7 separate regions of the Homo sapiens genome follow, and all the other regions are linked to region 1. Evidence: chromatin loops called from intact Hi-C (ENCODE). Cell type or tissue: endothelial cell of umbilical vein. All regions are shown on one strand. Region 1 overlaps ATP9A (ATPase phospholipid transporting 9A (putative)). Region 2 overlaps NFATC2 (nuclear factor of activated T cells 2). Region 3 overlaps LOC105372663 (a long non-coding RNA gene). Region 4 overlaps NFATC2 (nuclear factor of activated T cells 2). Region 5 overlaps NFATC2 (nuclear factor of activated T cells 2). Region 6 has its middle 150 kb from the start of MIR3194. Region 7 has its middle 200 kb from the start of KCNG1.

Region 1 (4,000 bases):
ATCCTACTTAAACACCTATCAGCTATTTTTATCTTTAACCTTTTCTGTATGTTTGAAGTGTGTGGGGGGTGTGTGTGTGTGTGAAAGAGCGAGAGAATGATGTCATCTAAAGTTTTTTGAAGAATTATTTGGTTTTCATTGCATTAAAATTCTATCACTCCCAGCTTTGTTTTCATTTAAAAAAATATACAAAGAGCTTTGTAAATACAACACATTTTATTTCTCCCCCTTCTTTTAATGTACAGCTTTTTTGCCACTTATATATACTTAAAATATTCCCATGAATTATGTCCAGTTCTTCTTGGAAAAAAATTTGGTTTTGAATGAACCTGCAAAGCATCCTGCAGCGTGAGCAGCTCCTCCACCTGGAGCTCCGAAGCATCTTCTCAGGCCAAAGCGGCATTACCCGTGAATCTGTCTTCTCCGCCACAGCATGGTTTGAGGCGCAGTCTGTTAATATAGCTGGGCCATGTCAGTGACTGTTGTGTTTGTGGGGTCAGGTGGGGGGCATGGTATTTGCAAAAAAAACAAATTATGGCTAATTTATTATTTTGTTGCAGTGGGGTTAACTGTAAACTCATGTAAGAGTCTGTGATTTCCTCATTGGTTGATCTCTCTCTCTGTAATCCTCATTGCAAATTTTCACCAGGACAGCGTTTTTTGATTAGAGGGGAGCTCTGGCACAGTATGCTTTAATTTAGCAGGAACTTCCAGATGATTTAAATTCTCGATGCTGTGATGACACACATATGATCTTTCGTGTTTCTGAGCGACTCTACTTTCATTGTTTGCCAGCGTGGCTCGTTGCTGTTGCCCAATAAAGCTTGTGTACGTTCTGCCTTGGGGGATTATTTTAATTTGTACAGAAACATGAATTCTGGTATCAAAATGAGGACTTTTTATTATAACGCTCCTATTTTTTCTTTATTTCATGGTACATGAAATGTAAAGAAAACTCTTTCCAGTTCAGAAAATTATTTTGATTTTGGCAAAAAAAACCCCAAATCAATGCATGTTATTTATTATTTTGTACTATTGTCCATCCCAGACGTGTCAGAATTTCAAAAGGTGATAGATATAAATGGAAAATAAGATGAAAACCATAAGCTTCATATTGTATTTCTATACACGGTCCTCGATGACTGGAATCTTTTTTTTTTTTTTTTATCGAGGGATGGAACATATAGGAACAGTCAGTTAAGTTTTAGGCAGAAAAAATTTTTAAGGCCCGGCGCAGTGGCTCATGTCTGTAATCCCAGCTTTGGGAGACCAAGGCAGGAGGATTGCTTGAGCCCAGAGTTTGAGACCAGCCTGGGTAACGTGGTGAAACTCATGTACAAAAAATACAAGAAAACGAGCTGGGTGTACTGGCTCAAGCCTGTGGTCCCAGCGACTTGGGAAGCTGAGGCGGAACAATCACCTGAGCCTCGGAGGTCGAGGCTGCAGTGAGTCGTGATTGTGCCACTGCACTCCTGCCTGGGCAACAGAGCAAGACTCCGTCTCAAAACAAAACAAAACAAAAAAAGCTTTTGTGTAGGAAGTAGTTGAAATCAATTGGGTGATTTTTGTCCCTTGGGGGACACGTGGCGGTATGAAGACCTTTTCAGTTGTTACAACTCGGGGAAGAGGAGTGCTACAAGCAAGAGATGCTGCCGAACACCCTGTGATTCACAGGGTGGCCCCCACAACAGAGCCCAAAGTGTCAAAAGTGCCAACATTGAGAAACCCTAATTATTTTTTTTCGAGGTGGAGTCTTGCCCTGTTATCTAGGCTGCAATGCAGTGGTGCAATCTTGGCTCACTGCAACCTCCGCCTCCCAGGTTCAGGCGATTCTCCTGCCTCAGCCTTCTGAGTAGCTGGGCCTGCCACCACGCCCGGTTAAGTTTTGTATCTTTAGTAGAGACGGGGTTTCACCATGTTGGCCAGGCTGGTCTCGAACTCCAGGCCTCAGGTGATCTGCCTGCCTCAGCCTCCCAAAGTGCTGGGATTACAGGCATGAGCCCATACGCCCAGCCAGAGAAACCCTAATTTAATTGGCACGTGTCAGCTGTACCATTTGTCTGTCTGTATTTGTAAAAGGGCCCGGAGGTATAAGCTCGTGTGTCTCAGGAAGCAAGTTATGCCTCCGCCTACTATACCAAATACTATACCAAATGGTGTAATTAGTGGCTGTCTGCAGTGTGAGCTGCTGGTTCCCTCTTTTTGGTTCTCAATGGAAAGGGCCATCCTCAGTATATAGATTAGAAAGATAATTGTAACTTAGTTGTGTTATCTCATGACAGCAGCAAAAGGAAGGTATGTGGTTTCAAAGGTAGGGACCGACCATGCTTTCCCTTAAACGTGTGCTATCCCTGCACGACCTTAAGCCTCTGCATTTGCCTGCAGTGAACTTCCGTCCATGTGCGGACACTCCTCCGCCGGAGCCGCTAGGGGGAACTTGAGGACTGAAAGACATTGCTGTTTCCTGTTTTCCACAACCAGCCGGACCCCACGTGCCCAACTGCCCTGAGTTTCAAGACTGTGCTTTCATAGCTTCAGAATTTATTTCATGGCCAGAGGCTCCGTGAAAAACAGACATTTCTTTTCATGTTGTTGACCAGAATATTTTGCTGGACTTAGTTAAAAAAAAAAAAAAGGAAAAAAAAAAGGCAGGGAGGGTGAGAGATGAATATTTATTTGCTCTTGGATATTTGCATTTTTGAATAATTGGCAAGTAGGAAGCTTTGCCAATTCACTGTTCAGTCTAATAAGGTTTTGAGACGAAATGTACCAACACCCCAAGTACTTTTAGTGTTTTTGTTATGAAACTTTTCAGGGTGACATGAAGCCCTGTGGTATTTGTGAGGAGGTCTATAAATGATGGATTTGCTCACCTCAAAATAGAACTGTAGTCGCTCCAAATTTTCCAGAAGTGGGAGCACAGTGACAGAATTCATTCAGGACTTGCTAATTTCCTACTTTAAATGGGTTACATAACAGAACCGGTCCCGCCTTCGCGCCTCTCAAAACTACCCATGAAGTGATGGTGAAATGTATCATTAAAAGCTAGAAATAGCTCTGCTAAACTCTGGGAAAAAGATGAATTTTTTTCTGATCTCCCTCTCCCCACCCCCCTTTTTTCACCCAAACATTGCATAATGTTAAAAAAGTCAAATCTTTCCGTGGGATTTAATTTCATTTTCCATGTGGCTGTGGTCGGAGGGGTAACTCAAGCACTTTGGGGGCTGGTGGATTTTTGGAGGATCACGCATTCCCGGATCAGTTTGCATCCAAAGCCTTAGCCGAGAAATACACCCAATCCTGGGGTTTCTCCCCATCCCTCCTGCCCCCCTTTTGTGGATGAGTTATCTATAACATAGCATCTTTTCAGAAAGCCTGCCTTCTTGCAGGAATGCCCAAACAAAGCCACCCTCCACTTTCCATGTTGACGTTTTGATTTTGAAATGGATTCCCCCTGAAATTTGGGGTAACTGAGTCACATGTGAAGTCATCGGCCCCACAACCTATGCTTGATACCAAGCCAGGGCTCATTTCTTAGAATTCAGCCAGCAGGTTCTGTTTGCTTACATTAAGAACTTGGTGTTCTAAGCCTGTGGTGTTTGTTTTCAAGAGATTTAAAAGAAATACATTTTTTTTCTTTGATCAGATCAGGTCCAGATAAGCCCAGGACTATTTTTTATTTCCTTTGAGAAAGATTGCAGAGTCCAGAAGGAATGGAAAAAGTGTTGGGGGATGGGTAGGAGATGTGCAGAATATGCTGACATTTTTATTCCTTCATTGATCAAATATTTGCTGAGCACTTCCTATGTGTTAGGCACTGTTCTTGGGGCTGGAGGCGTGGCAGGGAACCAGACAAGCGTAGTGTCTGCCCTCATAGTGATTACACTCTGTGTGTGTGTGTGTGTATGTGTGTGAAAGACAATAAACAGATTAAGACTAACATCAGGTGGAGAGAAAGCTTCCTAAGATAAAGCAGCCTAAGGGTTAGGCAGAGGATGAC
Region 2 (4,000 bases), 180 kb after region 1:
CTGCTCTGCACCTGGAGGGTTTCTCTCTTGCCTTGAAGTCCTGGAAATGAACATGGTCTCTTTCAGGTGTTTCCATTTATTTATTTATTTATTTTTTCTCCCTTGCTCGAGTCTCTGGGTAGTGAGGACAAATGCTGTGACTTGTCTGCACTGCTGACTGCCCCTGGGCTGGCTTTGCACATGGGAAGCCCTTGACAACATTTGCTGACGTCCACCCTTTGCTCAAAGACCTGGCTCAGCTTCCTGCATAAAAGGTGCTCACCCAATATTTGTGGTATCGAATGAATAACCAGGCATGAAACTGAGAACCGAGACTGCCTGGGTTTAAAATGATTTAAAACTATTTGTCACAAAAGAACAATAATGATAATAGCAGCTCATGCTTAGATGTTTACTGTTTACCAGACATTCTTCTAAGACTTTGCTGCATTAGCTCATTTAACCCTCATGGCAGCCGCAGAGGCATTTTATAGATGAGGAAACTGTAGCCCAGGGAGGTTAAGTAACTGGTCCAAGGTCCCACAGCAAGTGAGTACATTTGTACATGTTCTTTAGTTTTGTTTTTAATTTTAAAATTTTTATTTAATATTTTTGGAGGGGACAGGGTCTTGCTCTGTCACCGAGGCTGGAGTGCACTGGTGCCACCATGGCTCACTGCAGCCTTGAACTCCTAGGCTCAAGCAATCCTCCCACCTCAGCCTCCTGGGTAGCTGGACTATAGGCGTGTGCCACCACTCCTGGCTGTTTTTTCTTAATTTTGTAAAGACAGGGTTTCACTATGTTGCCCGGGCTGGTCTTGAACTCCTGGCCTGAAGCAGTCCTCCCAGCTCAGCCTCCCAAAGTGCTAGGATTACAGTATGAGCTGCCACACCCCGCCTCTTTAGGTTTTTTTGAAAAAAGATGCCATATGTTTCTTTGGGAGTTCAGGAGTGCAAATAAAAACCTCTAGCATCTGCTAACAAGATTTGCCAGTGAATAAACCCTGAGGAGACAGACTGTGTCCTGGTCCTAGAATCAGGCTGTTATCTCTTCTCAGCAGGATGGCTTTGGAACCCAGGGCCCTCTTAGTGCCATGCAGTCCAGCCTCAGAGGGCACAGTGGATTGACAGAGGCAGATGCTTGGGGGACTCCACAGGCCAGGCCGGGGCATGACCTCAAAAATGTGCTGGCCACTGGGCCGGTGAGAAAATCGATTTCTCACCTCCAGCCAGCAGTGCTGCCCAGCACCGGGTCATCCTGCAGTTGTTGTGACAGCAAACCCGAGTGCCATGGAAAGGATTGTGAAACCCGGGAGCTGGCTGCCTGGAGAGCAGGACACTGTACTCGGCTCCATGTGTTTGGCGGGGAGGGGGGGGGGCGGCGGGAGCGGGGGATGGGGGGGCCGGGGTCGGTGGGGCGGGGGTGGGGTCGGCGGCCTCATCCTGTGCTTCTCCTTCTCCTTCTCCTGTGCTCCTTGTTGTTCTGTTGTGCTTGGCACCAGCTTGTTTTGGACACAGAAGTACTCCTTTTGCAGGGAGACCCATGAGATTGCACCCCCTTTGCATGCCAAACGTCTAGCCCAGCTGGCATGCACCCCTGTTCTGAGGGCTGCGTTCCAACTCCCTGCTCCTCCCGAAGATAGCATCCCCGTGGACCCAGCTGGCAGAGAGTATGAGGTGGCCGGGGACGCCCAGGAATCGGGCATGTGAGCCGGCCAGGGTTTCCCTCTCTAAACAGCAGCAGTGTTTGCATCCTGGCCTGGCCAGGGTGCTCCCGACCAGGCCAGCGGGGCCTCCCTCCTGCTGTGGTTACAGGCTGTTTCTGGGGGTGGAAAACAGAAACCAGCTCTGTGTTTTCCAGGCTGCCAGGGTTCTGAGAAATTCATGCCTCAGCCCAGGAACTGGAACTCCCTGCTCCTGCCCACCCCCTGGCCCGTGTGGAGAAGGGGGCAGCAGCTCTCAGCATGCTAGTTTCCTGTTCTGTTCCTATTAGGGAGAAGGTTCTGAGGATGGCCTTGTGACTCAGAATGCAGACGGCTTGGCTGCATCTAAGAGGGCCACCCCTTTTGGTCGCAGACCCCTTCCCCAGTCCAATCACCCCCAGCTGTGTGATGCCAGAGTGTGCCAGTCATGGGGGCTCACACCAAAACAGGCTCTGGCCAGGCCTATCCTGGAAAGAATTCCCTAAATTCAAACTCCAGATCTTATAGCCCTTGGTTTCTTATTATCAGAGTTCTTAGCTGTTCAGGGTCCCCTCTGTAAGGCTGGAAGGGGAGCTGAAGGGAAAGCAGTTAAGTAAATTCCTGCTGGGTGGGTGTGATAATGGGGTTAGGGCTCCCTCCTATGGGGGCCTTGAATTTCAAAGAGGGGCTCGCTCACCCTAATGGGGCTCTTAATAGTGATGTTTTCTCACTGAGGTTGGGACCTCTGCTTTGGAAAGTTTGGCATCCTGGCCCAAATTTCTTGCACTTTGGTCAGTTCTACTCAACACATCTGCAGAGTGCCTACTGTGTGCCAGGCAGAAAACAAGTCAAAGAGCATTGCTTCAGGCCAGGCGCGGTGGCTCACACCTGGAATTTCGGTACTTTGGGAGGCCAAGGCAGGTGGATCACTTGAGGTCAGGAGTGCAAGACCAGGCTGGCCAACATGTTGAAACCTTGTCTCTACTAAAAATACAAAAACTAGCTGTGCGTGGTGGCACACGCCTGTAATCCCAGCTACTCAGGAGGCTGGGGCAGGAGAATCGCATGAACCTGGGAGGCAGAGGTTGCAGTGAGCTGAGACTGTGCTACTGCACACGAGCCTGGGAGAAAGAGCAAGACTCTGTCTCAAAAAAAAAAAAAAAAAAAAAAAAAAAAAGACAATTGCATTGCTTCAGGACCTTGCACTATGGTTTGTAGTGTGGCCAGGTGTAGTTATACTGTGTGTGTGTGTATGGGTGTGTGTATGTGTGTGTGCATGGATAAAGAACACTGGGGCTAGTATGGGCAGGAGAAATAATTAGGTTTAATCAGGTCCTCCTTGAACTTCAGTGGTTAACTCAGGGTCACTTTAGGCCTGAAAAAAAGCTTCTGTCTTTACTATTAAATGAAATGTTATCAGCAAGGCAGGAATCCAGGGTAGGCCCTGGAACCAGAACTTCTGGATGCAAATCATTGCTCGGCCACGTGCTACCTGCGTAACTCTGATCGAGGCCCTTTGCCTCACTGAGCCTTGATTTACTGAACTGCAAAATGGGAGTAATCATTATAACACTTACCTCATGGGTCACTGTGAACATTGGGTGGGTTAGTACATGTAGATTGCTTAGAACAAGGCCTGGCACAGAGTAAATACCCAGTAGATACCAAATACCACCACTGCCACCACTATCATTATCACCATCACCACTGTCATCTATCAACACCTGCTTCCAGCCAGGTAAATTGGTAGGTGCTGGGTGAATGGAGTGAGGTTCCTGCTCTGTGGTTCATACAGTCTAGTAAGGAAGAAAAAAATGCCAGAAAGAAATAGATTTCAGCTGGTGACACATGCCATGAAGAAAAGAAACAGGGTGCTGGGGGAGAGACTTTAGACAGGGTCATCAAGGAAGGCCTCTCTGAGAGGTGACACTCTCCTGCCCTAAGTGTGTTAGAATGCTCTCTAGATGTGCCAGGATGTGCAAAAATACCAGCTCTTGTATGGTGGGTGCAAAGGAGATCTGTCTCCTTTTGTCTTCCTTCTCTCCAAATAATCCCTTCCCCACTGCCTTCCTTCCCTCTCTTCCTCCCTCCTTCATTACCTTCTTTCTTCTCTCTCCCTCCCTTTCTCTCCCTCTTTCTCTCCCTCTCTTCCTTTCCTTTAAATAATAAATTGCTTTTATTAAATGCATATAAATATGTTTAAAATATATGTGAGTACACAAACATACTGTGTACTTACCCCTCCCCCTAAGCTTAAAGAACAATAGGATAGTCATTTCCTCTGAGCTCTTCTGCGTAGAAAATGTTTTCTGGCAAATCTTTCAGTTACATTTTTCTAAA
Region 3 (4,000 bases), 220 kb after region 1:
ATTGGATCATGGGGGTGGATCCACTGGTGCTGTTCTCGTGATAGTGAGTTCTCATGAGATCTGGTCATGGAAAAGTGTGTAGCACTTCCCCACCCTTCTCTTGCTCCTGCTGCTCTGCCCATGTGATGTGCTGGCTTCCCCCTAGCCTTCCACCACGATTGTAAGTTTCCTGAGGCCTCCCCAGAAGCAGAAGCCACTGTGCTTCCTGCACAGCCTGTGGAACTATCAGCCAATTAAACTTCTTTTCTTTGTAAATTACCCAGGTTCAGGTATTTCTTTATAGCAATGGGAGAACAGCCTAAGGAGGCGGGGGGCGCGCTACATCTTCCGTGTCTCTCCCTCTCCCTCCTGGTGTGTTCTGCACAGGGCTGCCATGGAGCAGCAGCCCTAATATTTTTTTCAAGGATCCAAGTTCTAAAGCTAGACAGCAACGGTGGCTACAGGCACAGAGGCTACAGTGTCAGCTGCCCTGCGTTCAGGGAGCTGGGCAGGGAGCTTGTTCCAGTGTCTTCCATTTGCCCTCCAGGTTCACCCTCAGCTCTCTGGGCCTGGGAGGCGGACCATATGACCAGCCTCTCCGGGGCACCTCTGGCTTTCAGAGGGTTCCTTCAATAGGAGGTGCCAGCAAGAGATGGAAGGTTGGGTGTTCATGCCGTGGCCTGGATATGTCCCTCAACAAAAGCCACTGTCTCTCCAAGTGGCCCTCTCCATGGGGTGCCATCCCTCCCGGTCCCAGAAACTGCTCTCCTCCTTAACCTCTTCGGGCCTTGGGGCGGCAGAGGTGCCCCAGTGCTGATAGCTCTGGGGGATTCATCTTGCATTACGTTTCCCCTCTCTCCTGTGCCTTTGTGAATAATCCATTAAAACTCTCCTCAATTTACTCCTTTGCCTGTGTAGCCTCCTTCTGGGTTCCTGGTTTCTGGCCTGCTATCGTCTGTTCCCTTCACAGAAGCCAGAGGGATCCTTTTCAATATGAGCCAGATGATAGCACCTTTTGCTAAAGCCCGCCAAAGGCCCTGACCTCACTCAGAATAAAAGCCAGGGTCCTGCTATGATCTGGCCCCCAGCTACTCTCAGACCACCTCATCCCTCCAGCCACGCTGCCATCTTGCTGTTTCTTGAAGAAGCCAAACACGTTCCTGCCTCGGGGCCTTTGCACTTGCCAAGCCGTCTGCCTGGAACGCACTTCCCCCATCCCCTGCATGGCTCTTTGGGTCATGTTCCACCTCCTCAAAGAGGCCATCCGTGGCCACCCTAGCTAATGTATCTGCTCCACCACCCTCCCTCGCAATACCTGGGGTCTTGTTTGGGTTGAGTGCCTATGATAGGATCACTCTCCCACCTGTCTTCCCCCGAGAAGGTCAGTTCCTCGAGGGCAGAGTCAAGTCTGCCCAGTCCACAGTTGTGCCCACAGTGACCAGAAGTGCCAGGCATGTGGTAGGTGCTCTGATATTTGATGAATGAATGGGGACATTTCCCATGCAGCTTTCTCTGGAATTCTTGGCTGCCGCCTGCCTTCTAACAAGTCCCTTGACTACAACCTGTATGGTCCGGGGACAATGGGGGGATGTTTGAGGAGACACAAGCTTTCTCCTGCAATTCATCCAACCAGAACCCCAAATTAGAACCAAATAACTCCTTTGGTGTCAAGGCTAGAGCAAGAGAGAGACAGAGATAGACAGTGCCTGCTGGAGGAACAGTGGAGCAGGGCCAGGATGGGAGGCATCATAAGAACAGTGTGGTCGGCTGAATTATGGCCCCAAAGAGGTCCCCGCCCTAATCCCCAGAACCTGTGAATATGTTACCTCATAAGGCAAGAGGGATTTTGCAGGCGTGATGATGTTAAGAACTCTGAGACAGGGAGATTATCCTGGATTATCCAGGTAGACCCAGTGGAATCACAAGGATCCCTATGGAATGGAGGCAGGACCGTCAGAGAAGATGTAATGATGGACAGAGAGATCGGAGTGATATGATCCAAGGAAAACAGATGGCCCCAGGAGCTGGAAAAGGCAGGAAACAGAATCTCCCCTAGAGCCTCCAGAAGGAAGGCAGCCCTGCCAATATTTTGATTTTAGGACCTCTGCCCTCCGGAACTGTAAGATGTTAAATTTGTGTTGCTTTAAGCCATTAAGTTTGTGGTAATTTGTTATGGCAACAAGAGAGAACTCATACAAAGAGTAATATCTGCTCTTTCCTAACTGCTTATCAAGTGTGTGCCAGCCGCTGCAGGAGCCGTTCCCAGCACTCTGCAGAGCAAGGGCTCTTGTTATCTCCATTTCACTGATTAGGAAATGAGAGGTGATATGGCTTCCCCGGGGTTGCATGGTGAGTGGCTGAGGCAGGCCGGAAGGCAGGTCTCCTTGATCCCAGAGCCCACATTCTTCCCACTAAGACACCCTGCTTCCCCGGTGCACTCACACTTCTTTGGCCTTCCATTTCCCGTTTGTCACCCATGGGCCACCTCTCACCTTGGAGTTTCACAGCCCCTGGCTGCTTTATGCAGAGAAACGGCCAAGACAGCCTCGCCCAGTGACCCCACCTCTCTGAGCCTTGGGGTGTTTCCTGGCCTCAGTCTTCCCTGCCTGGCCCCTGGGAGGATCCAACATGAGGGCGCCTGTTCAGAGAACTTGCAGGCCTTGTTGGGTGAGTCTGTATCAATGCCTGGCCAGTGACCCATCCCTCTGAGCTGCACTTGGAGGCCAGAGGGTGGCGATTCTCCTGACTCCATTGTAAAGCCCAAGACAACCTCGGAATCTGATTGGGAGAGTGGATTTGCATCTGTTGCCTGCCTGGGCTGGGTGCTCTTGCACATTTGCTCAATCCATCTGAAGCCACCTTTGACACTTCTAATGCCATCATCCGCATTGCACAGCTGGGGAAACTGAGGCCCAGAGAACTGTAATACGAGCTCCAAAGCATTCATTTATGCACCCAACAGGTATTTTTTGATGCCAACCTTGTGCCTAGAACAGAGTGTTTTGGACACGGCAGTGGAGCTTGTGTCCCAGCAGGAAGGATAGACTGTATAAACCATAAGAACAGAAGAGTTCAGCAATGGGTGCCTCGGGAAAAATTAGCAGCAGGGAGGGTGCGGCTGGTGGTGCTTCTGGCAGGGGCTGTGATGTGCCTGGTGTTGTGCTATATATACTGGTTCCAGGATTTCTGTCCCCGAGCCCTGCGGCCATCCCGTAAGGTGGGGCTTTCCTCATTTCTCAGATGAGCCGGAGGCTCAGAGTGGGTGCAAGCTGGTGACCCTGCAGCTGTGCAGTGGCAGAGTGACGATTTGAACCCAGGTCTGTGTGCACCCAAAGTGGATATGCTTGCACCCCCTAACCTTGCCCCCAACAGGGATTCTGTGGCCCTTAGAGGGTGCAGCCCATGAGGCTCTGATCCCTGGGGGCTCTGATCTCTGGACCAAAATGCATCCAGGGACTTCCCTGTTTGCCAAGCAAGAACGAGGGGTAGGAGCAGGCAGGGGCGAACCGTCGAGGAGATTTATTTTGGGGAATCTAAAAGCCTGAGTCTGGCCAAGAACACTCCAGTAGAAATGCACGTTTTCTCCATGTGAACATTATGAGCCCCAGAAATCTGACTTCCCCCTGGCCAGGCTGGTGGGAGATGGCCTCTGTGTGGCCCGGAGTCCCCAGGTACCCCCTAAGTAGGTACAGCTGTCGGGCTTCTGTGCTTGGAAACGTTCACATGCTACTGACACTAGATACTTTCCTTCCTAATGAGCTTTCCCCCGCACAAACAACTGGATGTGGAAAGATCCATCCTCTGCGCCCAGCCAAGGCAACCTGTGGGTAGAAATTTCCCTTTAGGCTGAGCAGGGAGGCCCGTTCTAAGGTGAGGAGTATTTCCTGGCCACTGGGAAGACACTGGAAGGGACTCTTGGTGGAGCCCCACTGCCCTCTAGAGGTACGGATCCCCAAGCCCCACTGAGGATGCTCAGATCCAGGGCCTGGGGCTCTCCCGGGACCTGCTGCAAGAGTGGCTT
Region 4 (4,000 bases), 150 kb after region 1:
TTTCCAAGGAAGGGGAATCCCAGCTGTTTCTCACATTAAGGAAAGGTGACAGCCTCCTGGGCTAATCTTAGCCCCGAGTTTGGTCATCGGCACCACCAGCTCCAATGTTCTTTTTATAGCTGTCGACTAAAATGGAATTGGCAGTTTCCACTCCAGCAAGATGACAAATTGGAGAGCAGTGGAAAAACAGTAGGAGAGGGGCAGCGTGGTGTTTCTTAAGTTAGAAAAGCTTGGTGTTTTGGAAAATGGCATCTTATTTATAGCAGCAATAATAATAATGATTATTATATTATTTGTATTACTATTTTTGATTATTTTTGTGACTTTCAAGAGCCTGTGTGATCTGGCTCTGACCTCAGCTTTTTTGACTCTCTCCCTGCCACTTGGCCATAGCAACACCTGGCTTCCCTCTGTCCTCAAACACCCCAAGCCCATTTCTGTCTCAGGACCTTGGCTTTCTCCGTTTGCTCTTAGAATGTTCCTCCACCATTTCTTTTCTTTTCTTTTTTTTTGAGACGGAGTTTTGCTCTGTCGCCCAGGCTGGAGTGGCGTGGCGCGAGTGCGCGATCTCGGCTCACTGCAAGCTCCGCCTCCCAGGTTCACGCCATTCTCCTGCCCCAGCCTCCTGAGTAGCTGGGACTATAGGCACCTGCCACGACGCCTGGCTAATTTTTTGTAGTTTGTTTAGTAGAGACGGGGTTTCACCATGTTAGCCAGGATGGTCTCAATCTCCTGACCTCGTAATCTGCCTGCCTTGGCCTCCCAAAGTGTTGGGATTACAGGCGCGAGCCACTGCGTCCGGCCTCCTCCACCATTTCTTTTCAAGCCTGCGGCCTCCTATTCCTCCCAGTCTCAGCTCAAAGGTCACTTCCTCCACGGGGTCCTCCTTGACCGTCATTCTGAAGTTGTCCCGCTTCCCAGACACCTTGTCACCTTCTGTGCCACTGCCCGGCTCTGTTTTCTTGGGGGCACTTAGCGCTGTTGAAATCACCTACCTTGTCTGTCTGTTCATTTATCACCTGGTCTCTCATGCTGGACTCTTAGTTCCTTGACAGCAGAGTCTCAGCGTTTGCTGCTGTATCCTCAGCATCCAGAGTGGTCCCCGGCACATAGCAGGTGCTCATTTGTGTTGTTGAATGAATGCATCTCTTTTAGTTGTCACTCCAGCCCTGAGAAGCGGGCAGCATTATCCCCATTTTACAGATGAGGTAACTGAGGCTCACAGATGTCAAGTCATGCACCCCAGGTCAGCCCACAACTGGTGACAGAGGTGGAATCCCAAGGCAGCATTTGTCGTCAACTCGAGTAATTTTTTCTAGTCATGTCAGAGAGGACAGAGAAACCAAACAGAACAATCAGGGTCTTTCCTATTTATCATTCTCAGTAATTGCTGAAAAGCCATTTGGATGTTCTCTGAAATTTAAAAAATGTGTAACCCTTCAGGCAAAGTTCACGCTGGGAAGTCCAGGCTGTTCCTGACTTCAGTGGGAACCCTGGCCCTTGGCCACAGGGCCTCAGGCGGAGTCGGGGGTCCCAGCAAAACATTGCAAAACAGGAAAAAATCTAAGGACACAAAAATAAAAGTGATGTGGCAGCGGGAAAGGGGTTGCCATGGCTTTGAGCGACTCGCTGCGCCTGGGTGGGATCCAATGTTTTGGAAGGTTCCTTCACATGACACAGAGTTTTGGAATTTTTCGGCTGGTAAATCCTTCTTAATTCAGGCCCCCAGGCTTGGCCAACTAGCTCCCTGGCTCTGTGTGTCCTGCGGGGGCGTAGGTTGGAAACTGGCCTGCATCAGATTACTCAGCTTTGAAACTTAAATTGTTTGAAGAGAATTTTTTGTTTTGTTTTGCTGGACGATTTTCTTGGAACGGTCTGATGGCAGAGGCTCCCATCACCTGTCCAGAGGACAAATTGATTTTTTAGAAAGGACGCGTGGGTGGTGGAATTCCCTCTTTCCCACTGAGTCATCATATCCTGACATGAGTCATTTTATTACTTGGAGGTCCCCAAAGGTTGTATTTTGAGCTTTGTTTAATAAATATAAATGCATATGCTTAAAATAATTTTTTTTTTTCTAAATTAAGTATTTTTCCGTGAATTTGTGCCCTGGAACAATCGGAACCATCTTAGAGCAGACACCTGCTCTTCCCACCTGTTTCTCTCCCTGGGTTTGGTTGTACCCGGCGTGATGTTCTCTGAAACAATAGACCTGGTATGGGAGTCTCTAGATGGGGCTTCCCTCTGGGAAATGTCAGACTCCAGACAGGGCTGGGGCATGACTAAGGCTCTCCGGACCTTTGCCCTCTGTGACTCATGTCCCTGGTGTCAGTGGCCCCCCGGGCTGGAGCCCATCACTTACCCACAGCTTTGCTGGGACACGAAGCTGCTCTCCAAAGATGCGATCCAGATTGCAACTCCGAAGCTGCCGTGGAGATAGAGAAAATGGTCTCGTTTTCAGGGATCTAAATATTTGCCTAAACTTGGTCCCCTGCATTGAAGAACAGGCTTTTAAGTCCAAGAATCCTGCAGTTCATTCCGTTTGCATCCATTTGAAGGAGGCCACAGAGAAATGAGTTTTTAGTTAGAACACTCATTGTGTCTAAGCACTTCCACCATCAGAAATTGTTCCTGGTACCAAAGGCCTTTGTGTAATTCCCACTTCAAAGGCTGGATTTTGAATCACCCAGCAGACTCGGCCTGAAGCCTGGATTGGCCTCACACTATGTACCTTGGGACTCAGTTTTCCCATCTCTGAGATGGGGTTGGTGGTGTATTAGCAATAGAAGGAGATCAAGGAACTGAAAGTATCAGGCACATAGTAGGTGCTCAGAAAACATCAGCTGCCCTTCTACCTGCACTCTGGGAGCCTGGTTGACTTCACACAGGGTTCAGAGGGCAGAGCCATGTTGGTTTCTTGTCTGGGAGAAGAGTCCTTCTTGGCGAGGTGAATTCCTCTCCTGTCCTTACCCTAGACCCATCAGACTCCTGGAGTCATAGCCTGGCAGCTGGAGGGAGGGTAACTCATGGTCTGCTTCCTCCCCTTCCCATTTTACGGATGGGGAAGTCGAGTCACACAGTGTGGTCACTAGACTTCTTTGAGGTGACAGAGTTCATCAGTGGAGGGCTGGGCCTGAAACCCCAACTTCCTGGTTCCCAGAGTAGCTGGCTGTCTGAAATGTGTGGGGATCATCCACAGATGACAGCTTAGGGCCGAGAAGAGTCACGTCTAGGGTGGGACAGGGGAGGAGCTGAAATCCGACCTCTGTGTAAGATTGACCTTGACTGAGCATCCAAGCGTGCCCTCTCAGGCTTGCTCCACTCACTCAGCCCCCGGTGCTTCCATGTTCATTTCCCGGGTGTTTATTGAGCACCTACTATGTGCAGTGCCATGCCAGGCACAGGGGACACATGGCAGGTGAGGTCCCTGCCCTTGGGAGTGGACAGTCTGAAACTTGTTTATAAGCAGGACACTTTCAGATGGGGAAAATGCTATGAAGCCAGGGAAGCCAGGTCACAGGCCCAAGAGAGAAAAGCGTGTGGAGTTAGGGGGGAAAATATAGGATGCGCAGTCAAATTTGAATCCCAAACAGTGAATTTCTTTAGTAAAAGTATGTTCTATACAATGGCAAGGAGTTTGGGACATACTTGCAGTAAAAAGGTATTCGTTGTTTTCTGCAGTCCAAGTTTAACTGAACATCCTGTATTTTTATTGGTTAAATCTGGTAACTCTGGATAGAGGAGTCAGGGAGCTCTTGCTGGAGGAGATGGCTTTCAGCAGACCCCTGAAGGTGGGAAAGAGAGAGCCACAAGGACTGCTGGGAGAGTGTCCCAGGCAAAAGGAGCTGCCCAGTGCCAAGGCCCCAGCGTGGAGATGAGCTTAGGGCATTTGAGGAATGGGAAGCAGGCCCGGGCGGCTGGTGCGTCGTGAGAGTGAGAGCCCAGCCTGGAGAGGTGCTGCGGGGGGCAGGCCCAGCTGGGCCCTGCAGTCATGGCAAGG
Region 5 (4,000 bases), 100 kb after region 1:
TCAAGGCGCGTGGGTTCTCAGCCCTAGGATTCAGGATGGAGCCGTGTTCAGCTCTGGGCAAGGGTAGGATGCTGACTCTGTGCACAAAGACCTGCACGTAGTAGTAGCAGAAGAAAAGGGCCTTGGGGCCTTAAATAAAGGTGAGGAGTGGGGAGCCCCTCAAGAGCGAAGTGTGAGGGAATTACTGACGTGTGCCGCATTTCCACTTGAAAGTAAAATAAAAATGTTTAAACAAAGAGGAAATAGGAGGAGCAGGTGTAGCAGAAAAGCCACCAGCCAGGGAAGCCGCCAGATTTGCTTTTGATTTCCAGTGGCACCCGCCCTGTGCCGGACACCTTAGGCAGCTGACTTAGCCTCTCTGAGCAAACCCATGGAAATTCAGTGCCTGGTGCCCACTCCGCGTGGAGAAGGAGGGGAGCACTGGGGTCCTGTCCTTCCTCATGTCCACATTCAAAAGAGGACTCATAACCAAGCAAAGTAACGGTGACCGAGCTGCCTGAGATGGCTTGGAGGAAGGTCTGAAATGGGTGACGATGGTGGCGATGATGGTAACTGTTGACGCTCACTGAGCACCCACTCTTTGCCAGGCACTGTACCCATTATATCGTCTAATCTTTGCCACAGCTCATGGGGCATGGGATGGGCATCTGTTATTTTCCCCTTTGCAGAGGTGAGGGCTCAGAGGTGTGGCCAGCTTTCCGCAGCCCCAACCAGTCTCGGATCTGAGACTTGGTTGGTTCTGAGCAGGCTGATGGTCAAGGGTGTCACGTTCCGGGCTGGCTCTTTGCTAAGCGTTTGATGCCCATCACAGTGGGGAGCAGCTCTCTGGGGACATGGTGCTGAGGTTGCCACTGATGAGAGGATTGGACAGGGACCAAGCTGCTCTCAATGTGATCGACTCTGTTCCTGTCTCTCAGCATGCCCCGCCTCTCAGGGAATAGGCCCAGTGGGGTTTCCCTGCGGTGACGTTGAACCAGTGTCTGCTGCATTCGAGGGGCCTCAGATGGAGCTGCTATCTGAATCCAGGGCCCCGGTGAGTGAGACTCATAGTCGGGGTGGAAAGGTGCTCAAGTAATGAGAGGCTTTCTTTTATCGTAGATTCACTGTGTCAGTCTGGGACATTCCCTCTGTAAATGGGAGGTGCCTAGAAGATCAAAATCATTTCTCTAGCATGTTGTCAATTTCACATCACTCAGTTGCAATGTGAGGTCGCCAATCCCCATTCTATGCCCATAACAGCCCCATGAGAAAACGACAAGAATTACAACAAGATGAAGGCCAACGTTTACTGAGCGCTTACTATGTGTCGCCACTGGTTCTAAGAGCTGTGCTTATACCAATTCATTGGGTCCTGGCAACTCTATGAAATGTACAAGTGCTTTTTTCTATGTGACACATGTGTCAAAGAGTCAGAGTGACCTGCCCAAGGTCCACAGCCAGCGAGTTCAGCAGTTGGGACTTGAGCTTGTGTCTGCCGACTCCCTAGCCCCCAGTCTAAACTGTTGGACCCCACTGCTCTGGAATCTTCTTCTCCTGGTTTCCTGATGGCAAAACTGGGACCCAGATGGTTCTAGTGGATTTGCAGATGCCACATGGTTCACCAGAGGCCCAGGCTGGGAGGCACACGATCGCATCCTCCTGGAGCCTCTGGCCCCAAGCTGCAAACTCCAATGCTGACGCTACAGTTCCATGAGCCCGTGGATACGTCGCTGACCGAGGAACCCAGGGCGACATGAAAGGAACACGCTTGGCCTTGACAGGCCCAGCCCCGGCCGGCGCTCACTTGGAGGCAGTTGAAAGGAAAACTGCGATAAGGGGCTGCTTTATCACGCCTCTTGACAGGCCGAGCTTCCTCCCTTGTGTGGCGTGAGCCTTAAACCTCTTCCAAGTCGCCTGGCATGGAGCCCCGGCCGCCTCCTGCTCCCCAAGGGCTGGAGCGGGGAGCCCATTAGCCAGTGGGAGTGGGAGCGGGCCCGGGCGGGTGCCAGCCCTTTGAAGCCGCGCAGAGGGCCCCGCACAGTCCCCTTATCTTGGCTGGTGGTGTTCCTCGGCCGGAAAAGGGAAGCACAGAGAGGAAAAGCTTTCCCCTGTGGCTTTTGTGTTTGGTTCGCATTAAATGAGGCTGGGCGGGGTTTTTGTTGTTTGTTTTCCAACTTTTCAGCGAAAGGATGACGGATGACGTTTAGCGCAGCAGGCGCCCACTTCTCTGGGGTGGCGTGCCCATGTCATGCCGCACTCACGCACACTCCTGCCTGTTGATTGCGCAGTCTCCTCTGTGTCTTTTCTAGAAGCTGGGGGGCTGCCCAGGTCGTCCTGAGAATAGCGGCGGGGTGCGGCGGGGCTCGGTGGTGCCAGCGGGTGGAGGCTGTGAATCCATTCACTCTGAGGCCCTGGCAGCCAGGGACCTCGTCTAGACAGGAAGATGTGTGTGATGGGATTTAAAGATGAGGCTCTCCCTCCTGCTGGGGCGAGAAGGCTCTAGGAGCCTTGGGGCCGAGGTGATTTGGTTTGTAGGATTTGCGCATTTCTGGGATGTGCAGGGATGCGGCTTTCTCCAGATCTAAGGGGAGCCCGGGCCAGTGAACAAGGGGTGTTCATGGCACTCCGGGGGCGCGGGGCTGGGGGTATGTGTGTGCAGGCCAGACCATAGCAGGGTCCTCATAAGCTTTCACAGGGAGTAGGGCTGGGGCAAGGGGTGTGTGTGTGTGTGTGTGTGTGTGTGTGTGTGTGTGTGTGTATGTGTATGTGTGTGTTGGTGGGGGTGGGGCTGTTCTCAACGAGCAGATGTGAAAATCAATGGGAGAAGAGAGTAAGAGATGGGCAGACTGCAATCTGAGTAGTTATGCACCTAAACAGATGCACACAGAGACCTATGGGTGCCCAGGAGTGTCCTGGAGCCCGTTTTCGTGGCCTTGTGAGAGCTGATTTTTAAAGTTCCAGGAACTCTGTTACATGTTGTTCTGACCTATGTGCCTGAGGTCATAGGCATCCGTGTATCCACATGGCGGAGGTAGCACGTAATGGTGCCGCTGCACTTCTCCTCCCAGCTCCATATACAGTATCGTCACACCGGGAGCTGGAAATCAGCCACTGTGGGAGTGTTGACACCGTGGAAATGGGCAAACACTGCAAAGCAAGCTTTCTGTCTTGGAGAACTGGTCGTTGAATATTTCCTGGTCTACCATTGCATACCTCACAGGCACAGCGCATGCAAACCCAGAGCAAGGAAGACAGACAGACGGGCTACCTGAACGAATGCCACTTTTTAGTTTTGGGAAAATACATTACATTTTTATACATTGGTTGATTTCCCTCTTCTTTTTTTTTTTTAACCTTGTCCATTTTATGCATGTGGAAGAATCACTCAGAGATAGGGCCATGGCTTCACCAAGCTGCAGAAGGGGTCATTGGTGCAAAAAAAGGTTAAAAATTTGTGCCCTGGAGCCAGGAGATGATTTTCCTTTTCTAGTCCTCTCTCTGAATACAGGACATTCTCCTAGCTTGTGGGCAGGCAGTGGTACTTTTTCTCTCCTGGTAAAGAGTCCTTAGCAGACCTCCTTGGGTCCTTTTGCAGAGGTTTGCTGAGCACCTCTTGTGTCTGGGCACTGACCTGGGTGGTTTTCTTAATCATCCCTTGATGATCTACTGGCTTTGGAGATGGTGGCTTCCCATCTTGGGGCTCCCCAAACCCAGTGCTTCAGCACCTCCTCTGCTGTACTTTGAATGCCAGTCCTGTGCTCTGCAAACCATGGTTCCCTGGGAAAGGAGCATGTTGATTAATGTTGTGTTACTTAGTCAGCATTTTTAACATTTATAATTATTTTATTTTTAAATTTTTTTTTATGTTACCCAAGCTGGTCTCAAACTCCCGGGCTCAAATAACCTTCCTGTCTCACTCTCCCAAGTAGCTGGGACTACAGGCATGTGCCACCGTGTGTAGCTGCTATAATTATTTTAATGGCACCTTTATTTCATTGTGTATTTATGCACACATTTGATT
Region 6 (4,000 bases), 290 kb after region 1:
AGGCCACCAAAAGAGTGCTGAACTGCTCTTTGCTAGAAGTAAAGAGGAATTTTGAAGAGGGAACACTGCAAAGAGAGGATGGGAGAGGAGAGGGGATGAGGAGGGGAGGAAAGAAAGATGAGCTGGACAATAGGACAAGGGGCTGGAGCCAGATGGTGAACATAGCCGGGAGGCTTTTGAAGATGAGGGAGATGCAGCTTTCAATTGTAAGATGTCTTTGGTTACTGATCCAAACCTTCAGTAAAGTCTGCTCTGTCCCCACATGCCTTTGTGAGTGGTTTGTGTGTGTGTATGAGAGTTAACAGAACGTTCTGTCTTCCCAAGCACCAGGCAGCTCCCCAGCACTCAGCCCCGCTCAGTGCAGGCAGAATGAACCTCACTGATTGCTACAGCTACCTAGAAAGGTAGCGAAGAATCTGAAGGTCAGAGAGGTTAACCCAAAGTCACACAGCCAAAGAGAGAAACAGAAACCAAATCCAAAGCCCTGATTATTTCCTTGATTGCCCAAACAGCTGGAAACTTGAAATCAGTTTTTCTGTTTCCTGGAATGAGCTTTGGTGTATCCCTTTGAATGTGGGTTGGATTCCTGGGGATTTAGCCTCAAACCAAACTCTGAGGCCAGAGTAAGGTGAATTAAACCTGGGGAGGTGCAAGGGAGGTTATCTTATGCTCCTTCTTCCCTCCCCTGGACCTGGCCCCTGCCTTGGGTACTTCCCCACTACCCTGAGGCACCTGCTTCTGGTGGGGGTTGGGGCGGGGTGGCGAGGGAAGGGGTGACCTGGGCTCTGTCTGCTTCTCTGGGAATTAGAAAGGGGGTGGGGTGTTTTGTCATCTCTGAAGCCAACACCTGGGTTGACATCATCCAGCTACCTGGCACCTTTTATGGCAGAAGGATAATTTGGCCCGGGCCATTTATTCACAGAATCCTCCAGTTTAGACTTTTGACATTATCTATAAACAAACTTAGATGTATCATCATTGAATCTTATGCAAAAAGCATTACTTTGTTAAACATAAACACTTATATTTTACCACAATTCTGACATCCCTTTTTGCCTTAAACTTTTTTAAAAATATGGGATGGCTTTGGCTTTCCTCAGCCTCTGAGAGACTCTCATTAGGTGTCAAACCCAAGAGCTAAACAAAAGCTGATTTATGCAAAATGTAAGCTCGTCACAAGTCAATTAGGGCTCAGACAGGCTTTTGTGACAAGCACTTTCTAATCAATTCCATCCGGCTCTCTCTGAGAGTCTATGAGAGAATAAACACAATAATGACATTAAAATGGGCAGTGGGGCTCTTCACCTTCTTGGGGTTCCCATACCTTTGCCCTCTGACAGCTGCTCTAGGCCTTTACCCAAGGAAATGTACAGACATGAATGCAGCATTTTGTTTCCAATTTCAGGGATGTCTAAACTACATCCACGGACTCCTTAAGTCCCCACATGAAGAAATTTTGGGGCTGGGCATGGTGGCTCACACCTGTAATCCCAGCACTTTGGGAGGCCAAGGCAGGCAGATCACGAGGTCAAGAGATCGAGACCAGCCTGGCCAACATGGTGAAACCCCGTCTCTACTAAAAATGCAAAAATTAGCTGGGCGTGGTGGCGAGTGCTGGTAGTCCCAGCTACTCAGGAGACCGAGGCAGGAGAATTGCTTGGGCCCGGGAGGCGGAGGTTGCAGTGAGCCGAGATCGTGTCACTGCAGTGCAGCCTGGGCAACAGAGCAAGACTCTGTCTCAAAAAAAAAAAAAAAAAAAAAGAAAGAAAGAAAGAAAAAAGAAATTTTGGTGGAGCCTTTTTAAATACACAAATTAAAAACAGTAAAGAAATATAATTCCTGATCGATGCAATTGTCCCCCAGGCGTAGTCTTTAAGCACACATTCTACAGCTCCCAAATTCAGGAGCTGGAAGCACAGCCTTGCTATGAGGTGGACTTAGCTTCAATCTCTGCCCGGATGATATTGGGCAAATGGCCCAATCATTAAAACGGACACATGAATGGGACCAACCTGGCCGAGTTAAGAGGATTGAATTAATATTTGCGAAGTGCACAGAAGGGCGCCTGGTATACCAGAGGTGCCCAATCAAGGTTAGCTCTCACCAGCATCGCTGGTTCTCTTCCCCTTCGAGGCCTGCGCAGGGCTGGGGAGGAGGGATCACCCCTGCCTGCTTGAGACCGGCTGCCACATCGCTGGGAGGACGCCGGGCTGCCCTAGAGTGGCCACAAGAGGGAGCAGTTGCCTTTCCTAACGCCGAGGCCCACCTGCGCCCAGCCTTCCACTCAGGCAGGGGCAGACGACGTGGGCTCCCTAGACCTTGGAGCCTAACCCAGAACCTTCTCTCCCCACCACAGCTGGAGGTGGGGTGGGGTAGGGTGAGACGGGCCCTGCTCGCAGCTGTTCTCTGTGCACTTGGGACAGGGCTCTAATTTATGCCTGAGCACCGTGGCCTGAGGTTTCTTCTCTGCCAGCCTCAAGGGCTGGTCCTCACTTTGTCTTGCCCTTAGCGCCCCAATTCCTTGCAGCAGGTCCACATGCCCCGCTGTGAGATATGTTAGGACTGGCAAGGCCATGTCCCTTGCTGGGTGCTTGATCCCTTGGCCTCCCCACAGCTGGGTGTCCGCACGGCCAGTGGCGTGGATGCGGGAGCTCTCTGGGGTTTCCGGAAAAGGCTGTAATTTCTTGTCTGTTCTGTGGGTGCAGCACATGTGCCTCCAGCCCCATGCTCCTGCTTCAAATGCAGCAGCTGTGGTGGCCATCCTGAGACTGGAAGGTGACAAATATAAACCGAAAACAAAATTCTAAGCCCCCAGCTAACTGAATGGTCCCCTCCTCTTGGCCAAGGGTATCCTAAAGTTAACCTGAAACACGAGTTCAGGCCATGATGGGAATGCGGGTCAAACAGGCCTCATTATACCTCCGCCCTTTGGAATTCAGGCACGGCTGACCAGCATGAACATTAAAACAGAGACCTTAACACTGACAAAGCCGACTCTACCAATAAGATGCCAACGTGACAGATAGCAGGCTCTGAACGAAATTGAAGTATTTTACCCCAAAATATGTTTCTTTGACATATTTTGAAATGGCCTTGCAAAGCTGTCACTTGTGGGTAAAAATCTACATTCTGTAGAGAATCCTCTTCCCTTTCCAGGCCTTTTTTCCTGATCCAGGAGAGAATTAACTAAGTCTGGCACCTTTCTAAGCCTGATAAGACACATTTACAATCTATTCTCTCTACCTGGAGGCTTCATCTGCATAATAATAAGAACCTTGGTCTCCACAACTCCTTAACCCAGACACTCCCTTGTATTGATTCCAGGTCTTTAGATAAACTCTTTCAACCAGTCACCAATCAGGAATTCAGGAACTCTTTGAATTCACCTATGACCTGGAAGCTCCCCTCCCTGCTGTTCCTGCCCCCAACCCCCACCTTTGTGTTATCTCTGCCTTTCCAGAGGGGACATTTTCCTCTAGCACATGTAAGATGTATAATATATGTCAACCTCGGGACCCCAAAATAACTAAGACAAAGGGAAAAGTCAAGCTGGGAACTGCTTAGGGCACACCTGCCTCCCGTTCTATTCTATGGCTACTAGGGTAAAAAAGCTACATACCTCCCTCACAATTTGTCCACGAGGAAATTCCTTGCAGACAAAGGACAGACAGAACTCAAAGTCATCTCTCTGTGCTCACTGAGATAAATGCATATCTGATGGCTTTCTTTGGAAAGGCTAATCAGAAACTCAAAAGAATGCAACTGTTTGTCTCTTATCTACTTATGACCTGGAAGCCCCTCTCTGCTTTGAGTTGTCCCACGTTTCCAGACTGAATCAACGTACATCTTACACACACTGATCGATGTCTCATGTCTCCCTAAAATGTATAAAACTAAATTGCCCCGAGCACCTTGGCCACACGTCAGGACCCCCTGAGGCTATGTCACAGGCACATCCTCAGTCTTGGCAAAATTAACTTTCTAAGTTGATTGAGACCTG
Region 7 (4,000 bases), 370 kb after region 1:
CTGGCAATAGCCAGCACCAACCTGTCTGCCAGATTTTGACAGCAGACACTCCCTTCCCCAGAAAAGCCTCCCTGGCTGATGCTGTGAGGACAGAGATGAGCCTTCCCCCACGGAACCTGGCCCAAATAGCCTATTTGTAAGCCAAGTAAATGATGGTTGCTATTTAAGCCCCTAAATTTTGGAGTGGTTTGTTAATGGGCCATGGATCATGGGAGCAATGGCTAGACTCAGGCAGCCCAGGAAATCTTCCCGGGCCTCCTGAGGGCAGGGGAGGTTCTCTGCCCTGGGCAAGGGTGCTCTCTCAGCACAGGGGCCAAGCAGTCTCTTGCTGCAAGCGACCAGGGCAGCAAAGATTGCTGATCTCATTCACAGCAGGACAGTGTGGGGAGGCAGGATTCATGACAGGCGTGTCCACAATCCAGCTGGGAGGGTGGAGAAACAGGTTGTCCCGCGCGGGTTGGAAGTCACATCCTCGCTGCAAGGCACTTCCTAGCTGAAGCAATCATTGCCGGGATTGCCTCAGCTATTGTTTCTTTTCCCTTTCTCCATCTGGTTAACTCTCTTTAAGTAGGCATTAGTAGTGTCCTCCCCTCCTCCCCCTGGCTCTCTCTCTCTCTCTCCCGTCCTCTCCAAATTGGAACCAGCAGCAAATCCTATCAGCACTCCCTTCAAAATGTATTCACCACCTTCCTCCCTGGTCCCAACCACCGTCCTGTCTCACCCGGATTGTTGCGGTCACCTCCTCACGGGTCTCTCTGCTCCTGCCTTGCAGTTTATCCTCCACAAGCAGCCAGGGACATCCTATCGGAACGCAGGTCAGATTATATCAGAGCCCCACAGTGGCTCTCTCTCACTCAATGTCCTTCTGGTGCCCCAAGACCCTGTGAGACCCAGCCGCCTTTTCCCCTCCCACCCCTTGCTCCCTCTGCTCCCGCCACCCAGGCGTCCTCGCTGTTTCTTGCACGTTCAGGTGCCCTCCACTGCAGGACCCTTGCACTTGCTACCTCCCTTTTCTGAAATGAGCTTCCCCTAAATATCTCACAGCTCTTCTCCTTTCTTCACATTGTTACTTCAGCCAACTTCTCAGTAAGTTTGTCCTTCCCACCCACTCCAAAACTTCACCTCACCTCAACACTTCATGTTCTACTTATGTTTTCTCCCTAGCATCATTTGACACTCTATAGATTTTGCTTATCTTCTTTAAATAAAGAGTAAATACTTCTTTTTGCTTATCTTCTTTAAATAAAGAGTAAATACTGTCTCCCCCACTAATAAATCATGCCCATGAGGGCAGTGATTTTTATCTGTTTTGTTCACTGCTGCATCCCTAGCACCTGGGACAGAGCCCGGCACTTAATAAGTGCTCAATAAATATTTGTTGCACACATGATTGGAGTCCTTCAAGACTTAGCCTAGGCCTCCATTGCTCTAGAAAGCCCTTCTTATGAATACGCACCCCTGCTTCCATCCTGGGGTGCGCATTCATCAGAATTAAAGTCATCGTCACCCTCATCATTGTCCCTGGCACTTACTGTGACCTCAGGCCATGCCTTGTGTTAAGCTCCTTATGTTCAAATTGCCAGATTAAATACAGGGTACCCAGTTAAATTTGAATTTCATACGATAATTCATAATTTTTTTTAGAGTAAGTATGTCCCATGCAATATTTGGTACACACACTTTAAAAAATCGTTGTTTATCAGACACCTTAAACCCAGGTGTCCTGTATTTTGATTTGCCGAATCTGGCAACCTTACTTATTGTAGACATTATCTTGTTTGGGCATCATGAGGTATGGATTATGATTGCCATTTTATAGTCTAGGGCAGGCGGTGTCGTGGGGCAGCGGGGCTGGTGGTGGGAGAGAGAAACTGGGAGAGCTTTGTAACGCAGCCAGAGAGTGTTCCGTAAAACCTGGGAACACAAAAACAAAAAGTCGGAACTGTCTGCAATTTCAAATGAAGCAATAAAAAAGAAGTAACAAGAGCGTCTTAAATCCAAGGAAGGAGAAATGAGCCTCCGCTCCTGAAAAATAGATGAAATAGAGACTTCGGGAAAAACGGATCTTCTCTTGTTGAAGATGAAATGCACCTTCCACAAGAACTACCTAGGCTTTGGGTGGGGGTTGGGGGAGGTGGGTCCATGCCACCAAGAGGACCCCAAGGAGAACAGCGTAATGGGCTTTCAGAGCCCCAGGCAGGCCCCCAGTGCGGCAGCGTGCTTCACCTTCCGGAGAGGCTGCCGTGCACGGGCTCAGGCGCGCCACCTGCAGGACGGATGGAGCATGGCGCTCCTGGGTTGTCAGTCACACCCTCGCTAAACCTTGCACCCTCCTGCTAACCAGCAATGACAATCCATACTCTTTAATTAAATGCAAAAAGTCCCCCCACAGCCCGAGCACCCTTCCTGCGCCGGAAGTTCCCTAAGATGTAAGTTTCCTCTTTTTCAGCAGTTTTCACACCACCTGGAATATGCGTTGTATTTCCCTATTTGATTAACGTCTCTCGGTCCCCTCACCTCCCATAGGACACTCCACAGTGGCAGGGATTTTTGTAAGTCCTGTTCATTGTCACATCCCCAGTATCTAAAACAGTTTCTAGCATGTGAAAAACACCCCATGAATATATGTTGAACGAATGAATGAGTACAGCTTCCTGCCATGTCCTTAAAGGAAAGAGGCAAGCCCTCTTTTTTTTTTCTCCCCTTTCCCCATCCCACTGGCTGGAGTTTCTGACTTGGCAATGGTGTCTGGGTCCATACAGATAAGGGCAACCCCTAGGAATGGTGGAGCAATGGACTAGCAAGTGCCTGCTTCCTTGGCACTAGGGACTCCAGACCAGCCCTGGACTACTTACTCCTGTGATTTGAGAGAAAATGAGTGTACCTAGCTCAAGCCATTGCTGTTTGGAGCATCTGACCTTAAAAAAGTTATTGCAACATCCCGCAAGAGGTGCCATGTTGTATACACCCAGAAGAGTGAGTGCTGGATTCTGCATGGGGTGGGCATCAGAGAAAGACCCCAGACAATGTGATGACTGGATCTTGATAAATGGGCAAAGGAGGTGATGGCATCCCCAGCAGAGGACACAAACCATGCAAAGGTCTCAAAGCATGTGAGGCCACCTTCTGTGCAGGGACTAGCAAGCCAAACTATGGATTGCTGGGGCAGGGTAGATAGGTGAGATACACAGCTGGCTGCAGGCAGGGTCTCATTTGAAGCCTTGAGCAGGCTCAGCTTCAGGCAGTGTGATTTCTGGCTCCAGATGTGCTGGCCTGGGTGAAAGTTCTGTGGGCTCCCTCTTGCATGGAAACTGATAAGCCCTGAGATTCGGGTTTGAGGAGAAGGTGGCCCTTTGGGTATCTGGTCCCTTGCATCTCACCTGGCAACTGAGTTACCAGAGAGGAACTGGAAACCAAAGCCACCTGATCCCTCCACTAGCAGGGCTTTGTTCCCTGCCTCTCTCAAAGAGGTCACATACCTGGAGAGGACCTGGGGACTCAGAAGTAACCTGGCCATCCCACCACCAGCAGTCATTTCTGTCTCCCTCTCATTTCCAAATCCACCTTTGTCAGTCTCCAACCTCACACTGCCTTCTGGCTGTGTAAGGGGCATGCAGATTCTCAGCTAACCACATGACCTGACTTTTTGTTCAGGAAATACAATTATTCTACCTATAATCTCCAGAAAGAAATTTTAATGTTCTTATAATGGTTTGAGTCCAAAGAGCTCAGGAAGAACTTATACTTAGCCCGCTAAAAACAAGTGACCAAAATGGCCTGGGAGATGTCACATGATAGCCCTACCCAAGAGCATCTTTTGTTCTTTAAAATGTGCTTTTCAGTGTACATTCTGGGGGAGAATTGGCCTGGTTCCTGAAATCCTGCTCTAATTATATATAATTTTTATAAATATAGTAATTACAACTCACTATGCCTTGCAGTTTAAATTGAATTGGATTTTTATGGAAGCAGGAGAATTAGGAGGAAAGCATTCTAGCAT

Evidence for each region. Hi-C counts contacts between places; a loop is a spot of excess contacts. Peaks named below come from ENCODE experiments on the same cell type or tissue, not always from the same donor. Only the 100,000 strongest peaks of a DNase experiment are listed, where the experiment ranks them.
Region 2: it touches region 1 in a loop (7-fold over the local background); 2 of 110 quality-filtered maps call a loop at or near these places.
Region 3: a loop joins it to region 1, with 7 times the contacts of the local background. A loop is called at or near these places in 108 of 110 quality-filtered maps.
Region 4: a loop joins it to region 1, with 5 times the contacts of the local background. A loop is called at or near these places in 6 of 110 quality-filtered maps.
Region 5: a loop joins it to region 1, with 5 times the contacts of the local background. A loop is called at or near these places in 8 of 110 quality-filtered maps.
Region 6: a loop joins it to region 1, with 2.7 times the contacts of the local background. A loop is called at or near these places in 8 of 110 quality-filtered maps.
Region 7: a loop joins it to region 1, with 12 times the contacts of the local background. A loop is called at or near these places in 10 of 110 quality-filtered maps.

What each region holds. Positions count from the first base shown.
Region 1 is chr20:51,593,614-51,597,613 of GRCh38, reverse strand. It overlaps ATP9A (ATPase phospholipid transporting 9A (putative)), which reads left to right. Exons shown (of 28, transcript NM_006045.3): 28 at 1-1,100. Among named protein-coding and RNA genes, the nearest start is that of NFATC2, 53 kb to the right of the region's middle. In endothelial cell of umbilical vein, a CTCF peak has its summit at 2,420 (motif pointing right); a DNase peak (open chromatin) is centred at 2,473; H3K27ac peaks cover 511 bases.
Region 2 is chr20:51,410,354-51,414,353 of GRCh38, reverse strand. The region is part of intron 9 of NFATC2 (nuclear factor of activated T cells 2); the gene reads left to right. Among named protein-coding and RNA genes, the nearest start is that of MIR3194, 41 kb to the left of the region's middle. In endothelial cell of umbilical vein, no CTCF peak of the experiment used is centred here; DNase peaks (open chromatin) are centred at 1,873 and 3,963; H3K27ac peaks cover 1,765 bases.
Region 3 is chr20:51,372,380-51,376,379 of GRCh38, reverse strand. All of the region lies in intron 2 of LOC105372663 (a long non-coding RNA gene), which reads right to left. Among named protein-coding and RNA genes, the nearest start is that of MIR3194, 79 kb to the left of the region's middle. In endothelial cell of umbilical vein, a CTCF peak has its summit at 3,947 (motif pointing left); DNase peaks (open chromatin) are centred at 2,199 and 3,889; H3K27ac peaks cover 1,710 bases.
Region 4 is chr20:51,445,164-51,449,163 of GRCh38, reverse strand. All of the region lies in intron 6 of NFATC2 (nuclear factor of activated T cells 2), which reads left to right. Among named protein-coding and RNA genes, the nearest start is that of MIR3194, 5.8 kb to the left of the region's middle. RefSeq lists enhancers at 1,798-2,092, 1,491-2,690. In endothelial cell of umbilical vein, no CTCF peak of the experiment used is centred here; DNase peaks (open chromatin) are centred at 1,753 and 2,253; H3K27ac peaks cover 2,236 bases.
Region 5 is chr20:51,490,615-51,494,614 of GRCh38, reverse strand. All of the region lies in intron 3 of NFATC2 (nuclear factor of activated T cells 2), which reads left to right. Among named protein-coding and RNA genes, the nearest start is that of MIR3194, 40 kb to the right of the region's middle. In endothelial cell of umbilical vein, no CTCF peak of the experiment used is centred here; a DNase peak (open chromatin) is centred at 1,994; H3K27ac peaks cover 1,698 bases.
Region 6 is chr20:51,305,190-51,309,189 of GRCh38, reverse strand. No RefSeq gene overlaps it. Among named protein-coding and RNA genes, the nearest start is that of MIR3194, 150 kb to the left of the region's middle. RefSeq lists an enhancer at 1,990-2,950. In endothelial cell of umbilical vein, a CTCF peak has its summit at 2,217 (motif pointing right); a DNase peak (open chromatin) is centred at 2,239; H3K27me3 peaks cover 140 bases.
Region 7 is chr20:51,218,659-51,222,658 of GRCh38, reverse strand. No RefSeq gene overlaps it. Among named protein-coding and RNA genes, the nearest start is that of KCNG1, 200 kb to the right of the region's middle. RefSeq lists enhancers at 1-356, 357-1,031 and silencers at 2,181-2,230, 2,291-2,350. In endothelial cell of umbilical vein, a CTCF peak has its summit at 2,277 (motif pointing left); no DNase peak of the experiment used is centred here; H3K27me3 peaks cover 820 bases.